Linked DNA regions of Homo sapiens: region 2 is linked to region 1. The links are chromatin loops, found by intact Hi-C in ENCODE. Cell type or tissue: PC-3. All regions are shown on one strand. Each heading gives the region's core, and the rest is flanking DNA. Links, peaks and the distances in the headings are about the cores only.

Region 1 (2,922 bases), core at 192-2,691:
AATTCCCTAAAATCACAAATATTACTCACTGGTAGAGTGAGTAATTTAAGCAAACTTGCCTTTCTCAAGAGCTTCAGATATCCACATAATGGAAGTGTGTATGCCTTCCCTGATTAAAACAACTGTTTTTGTGGCACCTTATGGTGCACCTCTTTTTCTTTTTTCTTTTTTTTTTTTTTTTTTGAGACAGAGTTTCACTCTTGTTGCCCAGGCTAGAGTGCAATGGCGCGATTTCGGCTCACTGCAATCTCCGCCTCCCGGGCTCAAGCGATCAGCCTCCGAAGTAGCTGAGATTACAGGCATATGCCACCACATCTGGCTAATTTTGTATTTTTAGTAGAGACGGTGTTTCACCACGTTGGTCAGGCTGGTCTCGAACTCCTGACCTCAAGTGATCCACCCACCTCGGCCTCCCAAAGTGCTGAGCTTACAGGCATGAGCCACCACACCTGGCTGGTGCACCTCTTTTCTAAATATGAAGCCAGGAGTGCAATATTCGCTTGGGTAACTTGTCTATTGCATTCAATACCTATCATGATCTGACAAAAATACCTGATTTCTTGAAACCAAGTACTACGAAGATTATATTTTGTAACAATACTGACCCTATAACCTTTATTTCCTTTTTTACTCAGTTTATTTCCCATCTATTTTGTCATCAATAATTGAATAACTTAATAAATAAAGTAGATTATCCAGACCTCAATAAATGTACATAACAAAACAAATTGTGCTGAGGACTACCCAGCTGTAACAAGCTATGTTTCTTATTAAGGGAAGAGCCACAGGTGGTGACAACTGAATCTAAGACTAAATACAGTGTGTTTTTAGAATCTGATGGAACCAGTGGTGTGCTGGTAAATGTTTAACAACTAGCTCTCTAAAGAAAGAAAAGAGCCCTGATTTATGGTGTTTGTTGATTTTCATGGTATACATACTCCCACCACAGCCATTTTCAAGCCGACAACATGAAATCAGAGTTGGAAAGAAATGCTACACTTGGCTCTCAGGACTCAATAGGAGCTAATCCCATCATATCACTTGGTAAAAGATTCACAAAATGGGGTCTCCTTTTCACAAAACTGCTAAAAATAAATTCGAAGTCTGATCTAATATAACGATTTACATACAGAAGAAAGGAATTCTGTGACAGATGTTGATATATAAAGCCCTCATAAAACAATAGGGATGGCATTTCAAAGGCTTTTGGAAAATAGGAAGTTCAAGACAACAGCTTTGGTGACAGAGGTGGATGTTACCATTATTTTCCTTCTTCCAGATGTCATCTAACGTATAATTTTTTTGAATTAACATTCATAAATCTTAAAAAGTAAAAATCTTTTACTTCAAATCTTAAAAAGTAAAAAAATGTGTTATTCAATATTATCAGGGAATAAGTATTTTACAGAAGCAATTTTTTTAACAAGTTCAATCCTCTGATCAAAAAATGTTTAAATATTTTTCTAATCATATCACACAAAATTTTAGGGAAAATGTAACAATTCTCTGACTTACACAATGCATAATGGATGTCATTACATTACTGGTTCTTCTTTTAGGACATTAAAAAAGATTTTGGACTGGTCTGTAAAACACTGCAGTGCACTGAGGAACTATTTAAATAAATTGAGCTGTGGGAGGCCCCCCTTCCCACTGTTGTGTTCTTGAGTATTTAGGTTGGCTTTTTATATTTCTCCCTTCCTTTCATCCTTTCTGCCTGCTGTGAGCTGTCACTTGCTGTCTGAGTCACAGCCTCTGGCTATTTCACTGCCTCCTCCCATTTCTAATTTGCTGCTTCTAACCTGCCAAGGGCTAGGAAACAAAGCAGTTAGCCCACCTTCTTTGCCTTATGTATAAGACAGACTCAGAGAGAGGGCCTTGGAGGCTTTCCTATGAGGAAAGGGCAACGATTTAAGTCCATCAAAGTTGACATCTAGTTTCCCATTGGAACTTAATCTGTACATTTCCTAAAACAAAGAAAACATACTAGTGTGCCCATGATCCTATGCAGTTGAACTTGGGGCTGAGATCTATATTGTTCACAAATTGACTAAGATATTACAATCGTCTCTCATCTTACAATACTTTGAAATATTGAGTGACTTTTTTCCTATCTCAGGACATCTCCAAGAATAGACTTGTCCCACTAATTAGAGTTGGATTCCTGACATGAAATCTGTTACCTTTGCTTCCTTCTATTCAGGGTTGTCTACTGCCTCTGACTTGTCATCTATAGTCACACAGAGAAAGACAACTCTGCTTAATAATTTGAGATCTCTCTGTCTCAGTCTTTTTCCCCACTTAGGTAAAATTTACATACAGAAATGCACACATCCTAAGTATACAATTTAATGAATTTTGATCAATGTACACACCTAAATATTCATCACTCCAATCATGATATAAACTTTTTTTTTTCTCAGATGGAGTCTTTCTTTGTCTCCCAGTCTGGGGTGCAGTGGCACGATCTAGTGGCACGATCACTGCAACCTCTGCCTCCTGGGTTCAAGTGATTCTCCTACCTCAGCCTTCCAAGTAGCTGGGACTACAAGCATGTACCACCATGCCCAGCTAATTTTTGTATTTTTAGTAGAGATAGGGTTTCACCATGTTGGCCAGGCTGGTCTTGAACTCTTGACCTCAGATCACCTCAAGTGATCTGCCCACCTCAGCCTCCCTCCCAAAGGGCTGGGATTACAGGTGTGAGCCACTGCACCCAGCCATGATAAAAACATTCTATCTATCAACCGAGAAAGTTCTCTGTGCCCCTTCCAGTCACTTTCCACCTCTCACAGGCAATCACTGTTCTAAACCTGTTCTCTGAATTTTGCCTCTGGTTTTTCTGGCTCAACATACAGTTTTTGGGATTTAGCCATCTTGTTCTTTGGATCAATGGTTCATTCCTTTTTATTGCTAAATACT
Region 2 (2,922 bases), core at 423-2,922, 85 kb after region 1:
CGAGGAGGACACCAAGCCATTCATGAGGGATCTGTCTCCATGACACAAACACCTCCCATTAGGACCCATCTCCAACATTGGTGATCAAATTTCAATGTGAGGTTTGGGGGACAAACATCCAAACTATAGCAGTGGGCAAGAGTGGTGACAATGACTGTGAGGAAAGTAAGATCCAATCCTGCCCTGCGGTGGTACGGCTTAAGGTAATTCAGTGTGATAGACAGATTTTTTTTTTTTTTTTTTTTTTTTTTTGAGATGCAGTCTCGCTCTGTCGCCCAGGCTGGAGTGCAGTGGTGCCATCTTGGCTCACTACAACCTCTGCCTCCTGGGTTCAAGTGATTCTCCTGCCTCAGCCGCCCCAGTAGCTGGGATTACAGGCGCCCGCCACCATGCCCGGCTAATTTTTGTATTTTTTAGTAGAGATGGAGTTTCACCATGTTGGCCAGGCTGGTCTCGAACTCCTGGCCTCAGGTGATCCACGCACCTTGGCCTCCCAAAGTGCTGGGATTACAGGCATGAGCCACCGCACCCAGATTCATAGCTTTTTAAATAACTTTGCCACAAGAGAAAAATTACTGGTGATATGTCTTTGTCCTTGTCTTGTTTTATGTTTTTGTTAATGACTTAAATGGCAACATGGAAAGCATGCTTCATACTCATCAATATCACAAAACTGTGGAAGGTTGCTTGATAATAGACTCAATGTCCAAAAAGTACTCGTTGGCTGGGATGTAAAAATGAAACTTACAAATAAAATTTAATAAAATTATATATTCAACCAGTTAACTAATTAATGTCAGTTAAGATTAAATCAATTGCATATCTAATTTATGCCCAGCTTCTCATGGAAGAAGAAGCATGAGCTAACAGAATGAGGAGGCTGCTAAGAAATTTAACAAAATATTAAACCGTAATAGTAGAAGCGTTTTGTCCAAACTGAAGCAGGAAAAGATAACACTCTTTGTAGCTGTAGTCTTTTCATGCCTGAAATATTATGAGTGAAATCTGGATACCCAACTGTATCAGTCAGTTCTCGTACTGCTATAAAGAAATGCCTGAGACTGGGTAATTTATAAAGAAAAGAGGTTTAATTGGCTCACAGTTCCTCAGGCTGTACAGAAAGCCTAGTGGCATCTGCTTCTGGGGAAGCCTCGGGGAGCTTTTAATCATGGCAGAAGGTAAAGCAGGAGCAGGCGTCCTACACGGCTGAAGCAGGACCTAGAGAGAGGGGGAAGGTGCAACCAGATCTCCTGAGAATTCACTCACTATGCAGTACCAAGGGGGGACGGTGCTAAACCATTCATGAGAACTCCGCCCCCATGAGCCAATCACCTCCTACCAGGACCCACCTCCAGCACTGGGGATTACATTTCAACATGAGATTTGGGTGGGGACACAGATCCAAACCATATCACAAACTTTCAGAGATGCTGAACAGGTAGGCCCTCAGAGGTGGTAGGAAAGAAGGATGAAGAGAGATCTTTGACGAGTTCGGCATGTCAGGGACGTTTATTCAGGAAAAGAGAATCTCTAGGGAGCAAATGCCAGGCATGTTCAGTTCATTGGAAGGGAGGTCATGTGGAAGGTGAGTGTTGTTATTTTGTCTGCCTCCAGAGGGCAGAAATAAAACCAGTGGGAGAAAGTTGTAAGGAGGCAGTTTCAGAAGACCTGGGTTAGAACTACAGTTGTTGATAATAAGCTGTCTCCACAGGAATAGGTTTTCCTTTCCCTGGTGCTGTTCAGACTGAGGCTGGGTCCTTAGTTGTAATTGACATGGGAGCCAAGATTTCTGCTTTGGGAGGGACAGTGGGAGTCTATCAACCTGTGATTTTTAAGAGCCCTGTCAATCATTCAGCTTCTACCTGAATAGTTCTGGTAACTGTGGGACAGATCTCTTTGTTTAAAATGTGTTTTTCTTTAAATAAAACATTGAGCTAAAATTTGCTTATCTTGCCTTGAACAATAGAAAAGGCGGCAAAACCACAGATGTGACTGGTGAAGTTGTTGGAGAAATGTGCTTCACTGAAGTGGCAGTGTTGCTTTTAAAACAAGATGAATTGGCTTTTGGTCAGTGTTCATATTGAAGCTGGTGTCAGATATGGCTCAGGACATTAGAATAAGTAGTAGATGCAAAGAGTTAATGCCTTCTATTTAGGGTCAAGAGTATTATTATTATTATTATTATTTTTGAGATGGAAGTTTGCTCTTGTTGCCCAGGCTGGAGTGCAATGGTGCCATCTCAGCTCACTGCAACCTCTGCCTCCTGGGCTCAAATGATTCTCCTGCCTCAGCCTCCCAAATAGCTGGGATTACAGGTGTCTGCCATCATACCAGGCTAATTTTTGTATTTTTTTTTTTTTTTAAGTAGAGATTGTGTTTCACCATGCTGGCCAGGCTAATCTCGAACTCCTGACCTCAGGTGATCCGCCTGCCTCAGCCTCCCAAAGTGCTGAGATTACAGGCATGAGCCACCATGCCTGGTGGTCAAGAGCAGTTTTTAAGAGTAGGGGCAGAACTGAGCCTGCCTTGGGAACCTAGCAACTCGAGCTATAGGGAGAAGAAGGACATTGAAACTGAGAATGCAGCTGGGTCTTGTAGATATTACGTGTTACTAGTCATAGTGATCTTTGAGAGAGAGTTTCAAATTTAAACATTTTAGACTACAGAAGTGTTCAGAAAAGTTGAATTGTTTGAGACCTTTTCAATGCTAGCTTCAATACTTTCATTCTTTCCTGTGTACTACTGTTGCATTTTTTGATATAAATTATTTGAGATGAAGAAGTATGACTAAGAATCTTTTTAAAATTTGGACTCAGCCTACATTGCATAGGTGGTAGAAGGGTTTAAGAGTCTCTATATTTTGTTATAGGCCTTAACTTCTAGGCATCTTCATTTGGATGTTAACTTTTGTATTTGAGCAAA

Evidence for each region. A loop is a pair of places that touch in the nucleus more often than their neighbours do. Peaks named below come from ENCODE experiments on the same cell type or tissue, not always from the same donor. Only the 100,000 strongest peaks of a DNase experiment are listed, where the experiment ranks them.
Region 2: it touches region 1 in a loop (2.9-fold over the local background); 8 of 110 quality-filtered maps call a loop at or near these places.

The regions. Positions count from the first base shown.
Region 1 is chr3:171,948,857-171,951,778 of GRCh38, forward strand. The region is part of intron 1 of LOC105374217 (a long non-coding RNA gene); the gene reads left to right. Among named protein-coding and RNA genes, the nearest start is that of TMEM212-AS1, 50 kb to the left of the region's middle. In PC-3, for the core only: no CTCF peak of the experiment used is centred there; a DNase peak (open chromatin) is centred at 1,745; H3K27ac peaks cover 1,320 bases.
Region 2 is chr3:172,033,678-172,036,599 of GRCh38, forward strand. No RefSeq gene overlaps it. Among named protein-coding and RNA genes, the nearest start is that of FNDC3B, 4.4 kb to the right of the region's middle. RefSeq lists an enhancer at 2,598-2,657. In PC-3, for the core only: CTCF peaks have their summits at 1,609 (motif pointing right) and 1,810; no DNase peak of the experiment used is centred there.